2 separate regions of the Homo sapiens genome follow, and region 2 is linked to region 1. Evidence: chromatin loops called from intact Hi-C (ENCODE). Cell type or tissue: heart right ventricle. All regions are shown on one strand. Links, peaks and the distances in the headings refer to the core of each region. The heading gives the core; the rest is flanking DNA.

The links. Peaks named below come from ENCODE experiments on the same cell type or tissue, not always from the same donor. Only the 100,000 strongest peaks of a DNase experiment are listed, where the experiment ranks them.
Region 2: a loop joins it to region 1, with 2.3 times the contacts of the local background. A loop is called at or near these places in 2 of 110 quality-filtered maps.

What each region holds. Positions count from the first base shown.
Region 1 is chr5:169,869,239-169,877,575 of GRCh38, reverse strand. The region is part of intron 27 of DOCK2 (dedicator of cytokinesis 2); the gene reads right to left. The region is part of intron 3 of INSYN2B (inhibitory synaptic factor family member 2B); the gene reads left to right. Among named protein-coding and RNA genes, the nearest start is that of INSYN2B, 110 kb to the left of the region's middle. In heart right ventricle, for the core only: no CTCF peak of the experiment used is centred there; a DNase peak (open chromatin) is centred at 3,700; H3K27ac peaks cover 713 bases.
Region 2 is chr5:169,798,807-169,807,143 of GRCh38, reverse strand. It overlaps DOCK2 (dedicator of cytokinesis 2), which reads right to left. Exons shown (of 52, transcript NM_004946.3): 26 at 3,938-4,086. Among named protein-coding and RNA genes, the nearest start is that of DOCK2, 170 kb to the right of the region's middle. RefSeq lists enhancers at 1,594-1,643, 1,774-1,823. In heart right ventricle, for the core only: no CTCF peak of the experiment used is centred there; DNase peaks (open chromatin) are centred at 3,215 and 4,003; H3K27ac peaks cover 755 bases; H3K27me3 peaks cover 451 bases.

The DNA of each region.
Region 1 (8,337 bases), core at 44-8,043:
TATTTCACCACAAAATTAATTTTCTTCCCATATTTACTTTGTTCAACACCATTGACCAAGAGGCAACTCCATAAAGATATCACAATCCCTCTTGACTTTCTCTTCATATGCCAAATAAGCTACTGATTCCAACTGCTCAATCCAACCCCTTCACTCCAATTCCTCTGCCGCAGGTTCAGAAAAGGCTCTCATCATTTGTCACTTGAACGTGAATTGACCTTTTTGACACAGGTCTCTTTTCCCTTATCTCAAGTAATCCTCCATGCAGATTGCTAACTTGCACCTGAAAAATAGAATCTGACCATGTCACTCCCCCGCTAAACAATCTTGTCCTGATTCAGGTAGTCTGTGGCTCCTCTCCAGCCATGGGGAACTAGGTGCTCAGCTGGTGGTTCTGTCATTCCTCTGTGCCTTTACATAAGTTCCTTTGCTTTCCTGGGACGTCTTTTCTGCCCTGCTTTGTGTGGATATTTCTTAGTCTTGCAGCTTAAATGTCAGTTATCTGGACAACCTCACAATCCAATCCTTCCCCAGAAGGACCCCCATGCCATGAGCCCTCATCTGCTAGGTCACTGATCCTATTGCATTGTAATATGGTGTTTATAAGTTTCTTTCCTTCAGCAAATGGCTAGTCTCTCAAAGTCATGGATCAGTGTCTCATACATACTTGGTGCTCAGTAGGTTCTTATTAAAGAAAGAAATGACTCTATTAACTAGGAGAGGAAGGAAAACCAGTAGTGGACTTGAGACAGCTGTTTAAATTGTCCAGAAGTAAAGTCATTGTTACTATTAGTGTACACCACCACTCCTGGGTGAGGAAATGAAGGATTAAGCAAATATTCTTATTAGGAAGGAGGGCTTCTATGTAACTGGTTCTCAATGGGTCTTTTTAAGCTGAATGTAAGCCCGTAGGTTGCCAGTTTCAAAATAACTGGAATGCCACATACTTTCAACAAGAGAGAACCTTTCTTTGATGACTCAGAGAGCTTGCTGCACTTTCATAGGACATTGAAACCCTTGTTCTTCCAGGCCATCAGACATTATTGCCCAGGACTTCTGTCCTGACTGTAGTGGGAAAGGCAAAGTTTGACTGTGGGGAACCACAAAACTCCCTCCAGGTGAAAATATCTCCCTTCTCTGGTGTCTGAATTGTCCCAGTGATCTCTTTGGGAGAATGAGTTAGAACATCAGATCTTCAGGTTCTCTTGCTAAATGTCTAATGCTAAATATCAAAACCCAGGCTTGTAGGCAAAATAATGCCTAAGGTGTCCACATCCTACAGACCCTCTGCATATGTGACCTTATTTGGCAAAAGGGACTTTGCAGATGAAATGAAGTGAAGGACTTCAAAGGAGGAGAGCAGGGTGGGTTGTCTGGTGGGCCCAGTGTAATCACAAGGGCCGCAGAGAAAGAGGGAGGCCAGAGGATCAGAGTCAGAGAAGGAGATGTGACGCCAGAGGCAAAGGTCAGAGTGCCGTGGTCACAAGCCAGGAGGCATGGCAGACCCCAAAAGTGAGAGAAGGCAAGGGATGTTTTCTCTCCTAGAGCCTCCAGAAAGAGCACAGCTCTGCTGACACTCTGATTTACAGCTCTGGAGGACTTCTGCCCTCCAGAACTGTAAGAGTAAAATCTATGTTGTTTTAAGCCATTAAATTTGTGGTAATTTCAACAAAGGGACATAAGTACACTCAGAATAAATCCTCATAATTGGAGGCCAGTTTATTTGCCTTTAACTGATGATTTTTACAATGATAACAGCTGACGAAAGAGATCTGTTGGGCTGAAACTTAAGGGAAAGAAAGAAGAGAGCTACCACTTACCGAGGATCCATTATTTACTGATCACTTGAAGTACCTTTTGTTTTCACACTTAATCCTCACAATGATGAGATTGATTAAAGTACCCCCATGTTACAGATGAAGGAACTGTTGCTCAGGAAGGGTCAGGCACTTGCTCAACATTCAGATTAGGCAATTGAAGCTGAGAGAGGCGAGGCACTTGCACAATTATTCTGGAAATAGTAATTGCAACGGCCACAGCAGAACACAGTTCTGTCTTCCAACAAGCCAGATTCCACAGCATGCTGCCTTCCAGATGCCAGACTCATCTGAAGGATATTAGGTCTCAGTGGAATGTTCGATTGTCACTGAGTTCCACTCAGCCAAGGGCATCGTGAGGGTTTACATTGAAGATGTAGGCCCTAGACAGTGCTCCCAAAGCGTGGTCGTGGACCATCTGCATCGGAACCTCCTGGGTGTCTATGGAAACTTGTTGCTGGGTTTCAGCCCCAAAGCCACTGAATCAGAGAGTGTGGGGTGGAGGATGGGAATCCGCAGTTGCAGCAAGCTCCCTGGGAATGGTTGGTTCAAATAAAGCAGAAGGATTTTTTTAGGTAAAAAATCAGGGTCTTGAAAGAAGATACTTGATTTACTAGAAAGTTTTGTGACAACCAGCCCATGAATAAAAAATACTTGCTTGTAAAATAGCCCAGAGAGTAGCTTTAGTTCTTACTACATCTTTGGAAAGATGAATTACCTTTCTGCTTGGCTTTGATTTTAGGGTTAGATGATCATATATAGACCTAATTATATATGTTGGGTAAAGGTGAGAATGGAGGCAAGGGCGAGGGAAGGAAGAGAGAGGAGAGGATTACTCATGGAGCAGGCATATCTTCTGATGCCTCCTGTTTCCAATGAGAAGAGAAAAGGAGTCCCTCTCAGGCCTTTCTGGGGCCCAGGCTTACATTATGCAATACTTGGGAGATTCAGCTGTAACCGTTCCTTCCTCCCACCTCTCTCAGTCCCTCAGGCCTCATCTGAGATCAGAAACTGATTGGCAATCCAGGCTGACATTTTTCCTCCAACAAAGGTTGAGAGTAATTAAAGCCTAATTCTGCTCCCTGGCCAAGGGACCAAACGCTAAGAACGGCCCTCTGGTGGGCCCTAGAGGGTCAACAGCAGACACGTGTAAAAGGTGGGTGTCCAAATGCTGACCATTACCACTACATTCCCACTTCAGGATAGGGGTATGGTCACCCCTTGCTTGGGAACCAAGGACCATGCATGAAGCTAAATGCCACGCAGAATCTGCCACCACCACCCGCTCATTTTCCATTTTCTCAAACTCCACAGACCACCAATTGCTTTTTTTTTTTTTTTTTTTTTTGAGACAGAGTCTCACTGTCGCCTAGGCTGGAGTGCAGTTGCACAATCTCGGCTCACTGCAACCTCTGCCTCCCAGGTTTAAGCGATTTTTCTGCCTCAGCCTCCTGAGTAGCTGGGATTATAGGTGCCCGCCACCACACCCAGCTAATTTTTGTATTATTAGTAGAGACGGGGTTTCACCATGTTGGCCAGGCTGGTCTTGAACCCCTGACCTCAAGTGATCCACTGACCTTGGCCTCCCAAAGTGTTGGGATTACAGGCATGAGCCACCACACCCGGCCGCTTTTTTATTTTAATCATTATTGATGCATCCACTCATAAATTCTTCTGGACCAGACAGAGAAGAACTTATGGATTCTGTAAAGGAGATTCTCTGCAAGAGCCTCCCTTTGTATCTAGCAACCAGCATTCTCGTTCCTAGCACGTCCCCCTCACAGTTTTCATATTCAGAGTATGACAAGGAGGCTCCCTGGAATGCAGGCCAAAGCCTCACAGCTGTGCACCCTGCAAGAGAAAAGCAAGGGCTTCACATCACTGAGGAGAGAGAGGCTCCAGAGAGCTGTGTGAGCCGCTTGAGGTCACACGGTTGGAGGTCTGAGAGTGCTTCTGGGAGTTTCCTTCTTGGTTAAGCGATTTGGCCACTGAGCTCTGGCCTTGCCTGCCACTCAAAGCTATTACCTAACCAGAGAAAAAGGCATTTCTCTAGAAATGCAATATGCACTCAGTCCTATGGGTTTAGCAGCCAACTTTTCACTTAAATTGTTTAGTATTTTCCTTTCATCTGCTTATGACAGTGTCCCAGCGTGGAGCCAGGTGAACTCTTGAGAACCTTGTCTTCCAGCCACAGTCCTCCCTCTGGCCAGCAATGAAGTCCACAGTAAAAAATAATGATAAAGGCACACAGCATATCTGTTATTCTAGTAATCACAGATGCATTTGCAGCTCTCATCAAATTCCAATATGGACTGAGCCACACTATTTCAAATGCTGGGCCGTGAACGTCATAGCAATGCCCTCGAGCATCTCCAAAACAACCAATAGCAAACACAGCTTAAATGTCTCTTTGGGAAACAGCTATGAAGTTTGGGGTACATGTAAAATGTAAAAGGTAAAATTTCTCTGAGTCCCAACAGGAGATTCCCAAGACATTTTTCTCTATTCCCTGATTCTCTTGAATGGCTTTACCCCTTTCTTTTTCTCCCTAGAGTGTAAAGGAAAAGAAGTAGGATTTACAGCATCAGCAATTTATCTGTAATAAAAAATGAAACCTATTTTAATGCATTAATAGCAAAAGAGGCTGACACATGCCATAAATATAAAATTACACGAGTTGAATATTTCAGAGGAATAACAAATGAGTGGCTGCTGGCACAGAGGCCACAGGTGATCACAGAGTGATCCGATCTTTATTTCTCCATCAAGTTAGTGTAATAATCATTACCATTTGTTGAATCAGCCACTGCACTAGGCATTTTGCCCAACACTATATGTCTATCGTTTCATTCCAGACTCCTAACCATCCTAAAATGTGGATAGGATTAACATTCCCATTTTACAGATGAGGAAACTGAGGCTCAGAGAGGTTAAGTGATCTGCCCAAGATCCCAGGGAGCCAGGGCTCAAAACTAGGTCCTACTTTCAGAAGACTTTCCTGTCCCTTCCCCTCTTTCCTTGTGACCTTGCATCGTCAGTGAATAAGTGTGTTAACTTTCTCGGAGATGATCTACCCTTTCTGAGGGTTTCACATGCAGATCTTACTGGCACAGAGTCACAGAACCCAAAACACAGATTTCTTTCAGATATAGCTATCAGCAGAGATTTCTGCAGCTTGATCCCATTTATATACATGCCAAGAAGAGAACCTGTGATTTTCTGAAGACCCAACAGCAGATAGATGCCCTAGGAGAAGGGGTAGACTTGCCAATTTGAAATAGCTGCAAGTTGTGAAGCACAAAATTAAACCCTATAAAAAATGAGCAAACTTGTCATTAGGAGAAAGTTTTAGGAACAATATCCCTTCCAGGCTGGGGAGAGAAAAACATACAAACTAAAGTTCCTGTGATCCGAGACTGTAATTCTTCCCCAGAGATGCCTTCCAAAGTGTCATGATTTATCCAAATGGACGAGAACCAAACTACTCTCGCTGCATCCATTGATTCTTACAGCTAATTCTTTAAAAGAGAAAGTTGCAGGAGGTCAGTAAATCAGTGGTGCACCTGGGTTCTGTAGAAACAGGGACCACAGAAATGTTCCAACAAGAGATGAAGAAGAAGTGGAGGGGAATTTGGAAGATGGTTTGTCTTCAGGGAGACGCCATGAATCATTCACTTCTCGGCCAACTTGCTTAGAGTGTAGTTGATGGCAGTGGCTTGTTGGCATGCCTGTTTATAAAAGAGCAGGACCCACTGCTGAGAAGGAAGTGCAAAATGGCTCACTGGAGACATCAGCAGGCTATACCAGACCCAAGATTGCTGACCCCAGATATTATCTTCAATAGGCTGCCTCCTTAGAAGGAGAGCACCTTTTTTGGGTATGCAGCCTCCCTTTCAAGGCTGCCCTGAAATTGAGAAAGAGTATTCCAAGGTGGACTGGTCAGCTGGTCCATAAAGCGTCCCCCATGCACCCCAGCCCTAGTTTAGGTCTGGTTCCACAGGGGACTGTGAGGTCATCCAGGAGCACCAGGCCTTGGCCACCACCTCCACCCCCACCACCCTACATATTTTGCAATCAGAATTTCATACAGATGCAGATTACTATGTTATTTCAGTCCAGTGCATCTTAGTGTAGAAGCTTTGGGGCTAGACTGTCAGGGTTCGGATTCTGACTCTGTCACTTATATTTACATGCCCTTGGCAGAATATTTAACCTCTCTTTGCCTCAGTTTTCTCATTTATAAAATGAAGGTAATATTATTTATCCCATGGGATTGTGAGAATTCATGAGAGAAGGAGTGTAAACTTGTAGCATAGTGTCTAGCACATAGATTTCATTCCATAAATGACCATCATTCTTTTTATCATAATTATTATTTTTGCCCATTTAAATTACCATGTATCCTAATCTAATGTGGCCCAGGTACTCTCTTTTTGTTTCTTCTCCTTAGAATAAAATGCTGGAAAGAGTTAGGTCCATGGCTAAAACATTTGGTCCTTCTTTAAGCAGAAAAATCAAAGGACTAGGTATCAGGAAACTAGGTGAATAGACTGAATGTTTGTGTACCCTTCAAATTCAGATTAATTCCTAATGCCCCATGTGATGATATTTGGAGGTAGAAACTTTGGAAGGTGATTAGGTCATGAACTTGGAGTCCTCGTGAATGGGATTAGTGCCCTTATAAAGAGAACTCAGAGAGGTCCCTCTCCCCTTTCTGCCACGTGAGGACACAGCAAGGGAATACAGCTGTCTGTAGACCAGGAAGAGGGCCCTTACCAGACACCCAACTAACAGCACTTTGATTTTCAACTTCCCACCTCCAGAACTGTGAGAAATAAAGTGTATGTATGTATGTATAAGCCACCCAGTCTGTAGTATTTTGTTATAGCAACCCAAGCAGACTAAGACATAGGGTTTAGATTCTGCTTGTAACTTACAGTATGACTTCCCTTTGCCAACTTGCTTGTCTGTTTAAATGGGCAACAACCTTCCTATCTTCCTGGGCTATCATGAGGATAAAATAAAAACACAGACCTAATGCTAAATGATGAGTTAATGGGTGCAGCATACCAACATGGCACATGTTTACATGTGTAACAAACCTGCACATTGTGCACATGTACCCTAAAACTTAAAGTATAATAATAATAAAATTTTAAAAAATCAAAAAATTAAAAAAAGAAGAAAAAAACCCACAGATCTAAAATACTTTGCAAATTCAAAAGTTATATACAACTGAGAGGCTTCTGTTATTTCTTTCTACATCAATTTTTATCTCCTTTTGGCTCACCCAACTTCAGTTTACCCAGCCAAGATCCTGCATCCAGAACCTCGCTCTGTTGTTTGCTCATGAGCTTATCTATTTTTTGCTATTTGTTACTCACTGTTTCTTCTTCCAGCCAAGTCATGACTTGGGGCTCTTGCTGCTTCCAATTACCTAGAAAAACATCTTTCTGCTTTTCAGCGAGCATGATGGCTGGAGCACTGATCTGTAAGCCAGATTAGTGAGGTACCCCCAAGAGGGAAACCTGAAAGTTCTTACCATTTCTGGTTTACACATAGCTCACTCTCTAAATGCAACGTGGCTCCGTGTTCAGACATCTCCTTGGATGTGAAGGGCTCTAAGGCACCTCAGGCAGTTAACTGAGCATCCCTAAACCACAGGTCCCATGTCCCATGCATCCTCAGGAAGACCAACTCACATACCATGAATGCCCTGGACTATCTCAAGGGCTCGTGTCCGGAATTTTGCATTGTAACAATTTCTTAACTACTATTTGCCCTCCACTGTAAGCCAGGGTTCTGCAAACTCAGCACTCTGCACCTATCTTCCTTCTTACGATCCTGCATGGAATATACAGCATATGTGAAATATGGATGGTGGAAGATGGTAAGGATGGGAGGGTACAGAGAGTAGGTGGAAGCAGTGAAAGCGAGGTGAGGTCAGAAAAGTTATTGGTGTGCTATTTGGATCCTTGGGCTGAAACCCAAAGCAGAGAGTCTCTCCCACTGTCTGCAAACAACGCTCTGCTAAGAATTAACTTCAATTTTCACCAAGTTGGCAACTTACTCCTTTTTGCAAGGGGTTGCTAAGCATGGTGTAGTAGCTAAGTAAGAAGTAGAAATGCATCTTCTCTTTTCTACCCAGCCTCAAGATAAAAAGCAGATGAGAGGGCTCTGTCCCTCCCCATTTATAAGGCAGCTGCCACCAAAGCAAAATATACTCCCTCTCCTCCCTTCCAAACTGTAGTGTGTCAAACGGATGAATAAAAAGAAAAGTGGCAATTTTCCTTTATGTTAATAAATTGCTTTGGCCTAAAAAACATTAATCAATTTCTTTCCGAAGCACACACACTTCTCCATATTCTGCTATTTGCCTGGCCTTGAAAAGAAAGTTACTTTCAATCCCCTTTAAATTGTTCAAGACCAGTGGGGGCAGTCACAAGAGGGGAGTGGGGAGCTCCCTAAATCCCAGTGATTATAATGAAACCCTGCTGTGTTTCCATAGAAACATAAAGAG
Region 2 (8,337 bases), core at 136-8,135, 71 kb after region 1:
TTGGGACAGGGGCCTAGGTATTACTGCTTTTGATGCAAGATTTTTCTTCTCAGTCGCTTTGCAAGCCGGGGACCCCCAGCCAGTGACGCCCTGCCCAGGTCTCACTCAGCCCATCCAGCTCACCAACTATGTTATAGCTTGTACCCATATTCAGCGGTTCCGGATCTCTTGTGCCGCACCCAAGAAGAATGAGGATACGTGGGGCATTGAAGGGTGAGGAGGGCGGAGAATAATTTTCTTGAGCAGTGAAAACGGCTTTCAGTGGGGGGGCGGGGGGATGGTGGGGGGTGGAGGTGGGGCACTGGTTCCCCTACCCCAAGATTGGAAAGTTGTCCCCTCCCCGTCCCTCCCCACACCTTGTGTGACTGGGTCTGGGGCCTTTTATAGACTCAGAATGGGGACTGCCGATTTGTTTGTTAGTACGCAAAAAAAGGTTAAAGGGAAGACACCACTCAAAGGTGGGCATGACAGTGTAGAAAACCAATTAGGAAAAGGTAAGTTTATGTAAAATAAGCGAAGGGTGGGGATCAATCAGAGGAAAGTGTGCCAAATGGTAGGACAAGTTCTCAATCCAGTCTGAGGATTTAACATACAGCTTGACTTTCAGGTTTTAAACTCTTCGGCTTGGAGATGGGGTTTCACCGGGGACCCACCCCATCTTCCTACCCATTTGGCTGACTCCTGCTAGTTTGACTTTTAAAAAGCTCCCCGGGTGGCTTGTAATCCCAGCACTTTGGGAGGCCAAGGCAGGAGGATCACTTGAGGCCAGGGGTTTGAGACCAGCCTGGGCAATATAGTGAAACCCCATCTCTACAAATTAATTAATTAATTAACTAATTAACCAAGTGTGGTGGCTGGTACCTATAGTTGTATCTACTCAGGAGGCAGAAGCAGAAACCTGGCTCAAAAAAAAAAAAAAAAAAACTCTCGAGGTGATATGACTATGCAGGCAATGAGGCAATGTTGAGAGCCGCTATATATTAGAACATGAGAAATTTAGGTACTTTTGGGCCTCTCATTTTCAGTTTAGCTCAAAGTAATCATGGCTACTGAATGCCTCCTATTCATTGAAGAAGCTTTTGAGAAAAGAAGAGAGATTTCCATCTTCATGAGCAGGAGAGGTGAGATGTGAAGCTCACCAAAAGCATCAAAATTTCTACCAAATTCAATGGTGATAACAGTATTTAATAACTCATCCAGCAAAGACAGTTGCTCACCCGGAGAAAGGGGTGGGTTAGTCCCCACAGTCAGAATTCATTATAAGAGCACTGCACTCAGAGGCGGTAAAGAGTGACACGCACCTCCCACACACCTCAAGTCCAGATGCCACAATCCCCCACGGGGAGCTCAGAGCCTCCCACTCACTTCTTGGCTTTGAAGCCCTAAGTATCGAGGGTGTGTAAGACAGCAAGCAGCCTCTTCTCACCAGTGTCTGATGTCAGGGAATGTGCAAAAGGGTGACAGCCTGTCAGGGTAGAGCTCTAGGGGGCCACTCCCCTGGGATGGGCAGAGCCTCAGCATCCTACTTCACAAATAACTGTGAACTGGGGCCATCTTTCCACCAAACCAGGAACTTGACAATTAGCACATTATAACTGGATCCCCCAAACTGGGGGCCACTGGCATATTCCCAAGGACCCACATTTTTTTCCCCATTTAAAGGGATCTGAGCATTACTAAAATGTAAAAAACACTGTGGATTGGCTTTTCAACAGAAAGAGGCAAATTTTTTTTTAAGACAGAGAGTCAGGGTCTGTTCTGTCACCTGGGCTGAAGTGCAGTGGCAAGATCATAGCTCATGGAAACCTTGAACTCCTGGGCTCAAGGAATCCCCTCACCTCAGCCTCTCAAGCAGCTAGGACTATAGGTACATGCCACCACACCCGGCAAATTTCTTTTCTTTTCTTTCCTTTTTTTTTTTTTTTTTGTAGAGACAGAGGTCTTGCAATGTTGCCCAGGCTGGTCTCAAACTCCTGGCCTCAAGTAATCCTCCTCCCTGGGCTACCCAAAATGCTGGGATCACAGGCATGATCAACCTCCCTGGCTGAGGCAACATTATATAGGATGTTACCACAGAAATAATAGACAAACCCTCATGTTTCTACACTATGAGTAAGACTGAAATCTCCCTTTAAAAAAACAATTTTTAAAAAGATCAAATAGCTAAGACTGGAACCAGCTCAACAGCTGGCTACTGAATGTCCTTATAGAAACATCATCACCCTAACATCATCATCTGAATGAATCTAGAATATCTAAGCTTTTGGTTATTATACTGTCTTTCCATTAAATGAGGTAGGAGTAGAAAGAAAAAGACCATGCCTTTGTATCCCCTATGCCTGTGATTACACAGAGTCTGAATCAGACTGACCTGTGTTTGAATTTTGACCCTGACATTTATTTGCTCTATTTATTTGGCCTTGAATGCTAATGAAGTCTATGAATTTCAGGTTTTTCATCTCTAAAATGGGAATAATAAGCCTTAGTATCTAGGATCAGGGTGAGCAGAGAGAATGCGCAGATTGCATTTAGCACAGTGCCTAGAAACCAACAAATAGAGATATGATCATTAATTATTCACCACTGAACACTAGCTGAAGCTTCACCTCCTTTGTGTAGGCTTCCTTGACAAAAATGCTTACGCGCACGCGCGCGCGCACACACACACACACACACACACACACACACACACACACACACACACACTTTGTAGCTCTTGTACCCCAAATATGCATCTAGATTTTAGTCGTTATATATTGGGGATAGGTTTTCTTGTTCCCAGTGCCTAGCGCACACCGGGTATGTCATATGTATTAATATTTCTGCATGAATGAATGAAGCAAGCTATGCATATGTAGTAATAAGACAAGAAGCGGCTTAATTGGGATGGTAAGTGTAGAAAGGAAGAGACAGGAGAAGACAGTATGCAAGGAAATTGATCATAATGGTTGACTATGGATCTGACCAGTAAAGGAACATTGCTCTGCAGAGTTTTCGAATTACAGTCAATAATAGACACAGTTCATTCAGAAAGCTCTTCTCTGAGGATGTTCTAGGGAGGAGAGAGAAAGGGGCAATGCTCACACAAATGCTTAGAAAAAAATGTATTGGTTGTTTGGGTCTATGTAGTCCTCTGAAGCCAGTCCCATCTAAGGACTGAATACCTCCTGGACATTACTCAAGGACAAAGAGGAGCTGCCAGAGGAACCTGGGTCAGATCCAGCACCCTCCTTCCATCTTCCAATGCTTAAGAATTCCAGGCCTGGGTCTAATCACTACCTCTCAGTCTTCACCACCCCATCTGGCTTATCTTCTGCAGATTCAGCCCTTTGGAAGCCCTCCACTTACTCCCACTGAGACTTTCCTTTGGTTTCCGTCCCCAGCTAATCTCTGAATGACGTCTACAAAATACACAGTAACTTCACGGCCACAGGCATCTCCCTACCACCATCCTACTCCACACCCTATCTCTGGAATCTGAGCCCCAGCAATCTGCTCATCCAGGAAGAGGCTTAATCATTTTTGTCATTTCAGAAGGTAACTGAAGAAACAAAACCGAAGTAAATCAGCTAAGAAAGCAGACACGAGAGTTTTCTTGCTGTCTAGGCATAGGAAACTCCTCCTCCCACCCCTGCAAACTAGGGCGTGAGTACGTGGACAAGCCATCTTAAAAGGCTGCAATAATGTCTATACCCACATTCTGAGAAAGCCTGGCCAACAAGACACACAGAGACAAAATGCTAACATGATTAACTCCAGTCCCCTAGCCATCCTTCACAGCAATGGGGGTTAGTCACAGGAAAAGTAGGCCTGCTGAGCAAGCCGTTGACTTTTATCTTTAGACTCCAGCTGCTATCCATCAGTATCAATATTTCACAATGTAATCAACTTAGCCCTAGTCTGAGTCCAGGATATCTACATCATCAGGAGGACTCACCGCATCCTGGTAGCTAAGGACTTCCAAGATGCTGTTGAGCAATTCAACGCAGTACTTCCTCTCCAGGACCTGGTGTTGCATGTCATCCTTCTGCTCCAGCAGCTCCTTCAGCTCTTTGGTGATGACAGGAAGCAGAATGTCCCGGCATTCTGGAATAAAGACAGTTCAGAGTAGTGTAGAATTCCTCATTTTTTAGTTTCTTTTCTTTCATATATGCATACAATGTTTCATTAAATAAATAGTTCATGAAGACATTCTCCTTGTAAAAAATTAAAATATTAAAGATTAGGTTAAGATTTCCTGAGAACATCATTCACAATTCTAGTCCCTTTTCTAACCCTTCCTACCCAGAGGCAACCAGTTATTTTATTCTGTATATTCTAGTATGTTCTATATATTTTATATATACACATACATATAAAAATGTGCCATATGAAATATCTAGTGTTATTTTAACTTTGCATTTCATTTAAGTCTATTACTGTCACTATAAACTTCCAAGACCCTTTTATACAATTTTACTTATGTGTTTATCAGTATAAAACATATAGTTATTTTGGCTTTGTTTCCATTTTATACAAGGGGACCATGATGTATATATTACTCTGAACCTTGATTTTTTTTCACTCACTAATATTTCTTGGAGCACTTTCTGTATTATCACATTTAGGGACCAACTTAGTTATTTTTAACTGTTTTATAGTACTCCTTATCATGGATGTATTTTTCTATTCAGCCATACCTGTACTACTGAACATTCTTCTCTGGTACAGACAGTACAAAATGAACAACCTTCCACTTGCATCCTTCTGCACATTGCTTTCATTTACCAGCATGGCCAACGTGGCGAAAACCTGTCTCTACTAGAAATACTAAAATTAGTTGGGCATGGTGACATGCGCCTGTAATCCCAGCTCTTTGGGAGGCTGAGGCAGGAGAATCACTTGAACCCAGGAAATGGAGGTTGCAGTGAGCTGAGATGGTGCCACTGCACTCCAGCCTGGGTAACAGAGTGAGACTGCATCTCAAAAAAAGAAAGAAAGAAATTAAAACTTTTGCAGAGAAGGGTATGTCTCTTGACATTGCTGTTTCAGGGAAATTTCTGGAAGGTTCTGAAGCCCTTCGCAGCTTTGTCTCCATATTTCCCTTGAAAACAGAAAACCTTGAGGAAAAAAAAAAAATCCAAACATGTGTCAAGCTGCCCCGACTCAGATGCTGCTTGAGCTGCAATATGAATCATACACACCAGGATATCATTTTAAATCTAACAAATAGATGTTGGACATCTTTAATGTGAAGATACTCTCCTTATCAAGGTACAGAGATAAGATGTGGTTCTGCCCATTAGGTACTTAAAAACTGACAGAGGTGATTACAGGAAAAAAAAAAAAAAAGCAAAACCAATGAACAATGGCAGAAATTAGAATAAGACAAAGGTCAGAAGAGGTAGAGGACATCTCTTATTCTGTCAGCCCAAGAGCTACACCCACTCCTTCTGGCACAGCACCCTGACTGTACGTGGGGGAGTCATACTGTCATGGGCTATAATCCTGAGAAGCTGTCATAGGCTCCCTGCCTTCCCCTGGAGAAGGGCTGGACACCTGGCCCCAATTAGGATGGCCTCCTGAAATCTGAATCTTGAGGGAACGTTCATAATGATAACTGCCAACGGTACTAATACACAGTATTTTGAGTGCTTACAATGTGCTAGGCACTGTTGCAAGTGTCGTGCATGAATCATCTCAGTAAATTCTCCTAGTGACTAAGGGAGGTAGACACTATTATTTCCCCGTTTTGCTGATGAGGAAACAAAGGGACTTGTCATGTGTACACAGCTAGTAAGTGGTAAATCCAGCCCGACTGCAGAGACTGTGCTCTTAAGCACTACATGAAATGTGCAGTCTTGGCTGGGCATGGTGGCCTACGCCTGTAATCTCAGCACTTTGGGAGGCTAAGGCAGGTGGATCACTTGAGGTCAGGAGTGTCAGACCAGCCTGGCCAATATGGTGAAACCCCAAGTCTACTAAAAAAAAAAAAAAAAAAAAAAAAAAAAAAAAAAACCCAAAACTATCTGGGCATGGTGGCAGGCACCTGTAATCCCAGCGACTCAGGAGGCTGAGGCAGGAGAATAGCTTAAGCCAGGCAGAAGCTTAAACCAGGGAGGCAGAAATTGCAGTGAGCCAAGGTCACACAACTGCACTCCAGCCTGGGCAACAGAGCTAGACTCCATCTCAAAAAAAAAAAAAAAAAAAAAAAAAAAAAGAAAGAAAGAAAAGAAAAAAGAAAAAGAAAAAAGAAATATGTAGTCTCTCAGGCTCCGCTTTCATCCCAGAAGTGCCCCAAGGAGGCTGCCCAGGGGCACATGCTGAGTCCCCTCTCCCTCCAAGATTCTGAGTCTCTCCTCTCCGATAACTAGTTCCTCAGCATTTCCTCTGATTCTATGGATTATTCCCTTTCTTCTAAATACATTTGTTTTTACTTAAATTTACCAGAGTAGGATTCTGTTGCTTGAAACCAAAGAGTCCCAATTTACAGAGTCACAAAACAAATTGAATGCTTCAGAAGCCCTCTCATGAGCTCTGGTCAGAAGGTTCATAGAAGACTTTATAGGATCTAATAAGAGTATATCCCTTCTCTCAGAGCCAAATCTCAGTTTTTAATTAAATTCCAATAAACGTAATTAATGTCCATTCATCCCACTAAAGATTAAGCTCCATGAGAGCTGAACTAATATTCAAGTGCCTGATACAGTACCTGGTTCATAGCAGTGAGTCAGTAAATCTTGGCTGAATGAATGGAGGAGGTGGCATTTGAGACAGTCCGTGACAAGTGGATAATATTGCAATAGGAAGAGTGAGGATTTAGGGAACACTGGTGGTTTAGAGAATATAAATCTAGGGTTATATTCTCTTGGAAGGAGAATAATGAAAGATAACACTTAAAAGAAGTGTTCTTAATTGCAATGGAAGTGTCAGTTCTATGGAAACAGAAAATTATAGATGACAAAAATTTTGATTCTGCTTTGCTTAAAATTGTAGATAGAATCATAGGCCACAGCTTTAATGACACTTTATGAGAAATTTGGACTGAAGATATTGTTGGGGCTGAGCATGGTAGCTCACTCCTATAATTGCAGCACTTTGGGAGGTGGAGGCAGTAGGATAACTTGAGCCCAGGAGTTCAAGACCAGCCTGGGCAACATAGGAAGACCCCATCTCTACCAAAAATTTAAAAATTAGCTGGGCATAGTGATGGATGCCTGTAGTCCCAGCTACTCAGGAGGCTGAAGTGAGAAGATCAGAGCCCAGGAAGTAAAGGCTGCAGTTAGCCATGATCACACCGCTACACACCAGCCTGGGCGACAGAGTGAGACCCTGTCTCAAAAGAAAAAAAAACCAACTCGTTGGCCTAAGGACTTTTGAGAGTACAATACATTGATTAGCCACTACCCTTTGTTTAGAAAGATAAGGAAGAAAGTTGGAGAAAATATATCTATTACTTTATCAATTACCCTATTACTTAAGTTAAATATTTAGTCCATATCTTGCCATCATAAAGTTGAGATTTTCATCCAGATGTATTTATTAAGCAGGGTAAAAAAATGTCTTACAATATTCATTAAAAAGTTTATTTTAAAAGTTATCTTCTCTTTTTTCTTTTGCCTGGCTAAAAGTTATCTTCAAAAGGATGTGAACTTGTAATTTTGCAATCTTTTGTTTGCTAGAGGGAAATTAGGTGTTGAAATTCTTGTTGTAGAAAAACCAGGTGAGTTCATCTGAAGTGGTAAATGCTTTGTCATTGGGATACGAATAACTTCCCTAACTTAATGATACTTAGCTTCCCAATTATGCCTTCATTGATGTGATAATTAAGCCCAACCAGAAGATAAAAATTGTGCATTATCTTACTAAGTTAGATAAAGTGGTAAAGTCTTCCTCTTTGAAAAGTAAAATAAGAGATTCTAAAAAAGGAGATTTAAAATACAACAGAAAGTCTTGTTTTTCCACAGTCCTCTGGGTAAAAGGGAGTCACCAAAAGATGTGCCTTCAGGAAATCTGTGTCACTGCAGTGAAGATGCCATGGTGATGACAATCCAGGTGATGACAATGAGTATAAGAGTGCGCAGGTTGTCCCCTAGATTCCCAGCTTCTGACATAACGTATTTGGATTCTGCTGAAGCTAAAGATTTGATAAACTCTTGAAGCAAGGTAGTAAGAAACAAATCAAGCGTGGTCAATTGCCTTGAGCTTAAAGTACAAGATGACAATGTTTTAAGGCTTAAAATAGCTTTTTGTGGCTCAAGATTAAAAATTATTTAAAACTTTCTCCACCTGTAAAATGAGGTCAGTTGGACCTACAGGAAGGAACTATGTAAAGGCAGATCAAGAGCTAACCCATTC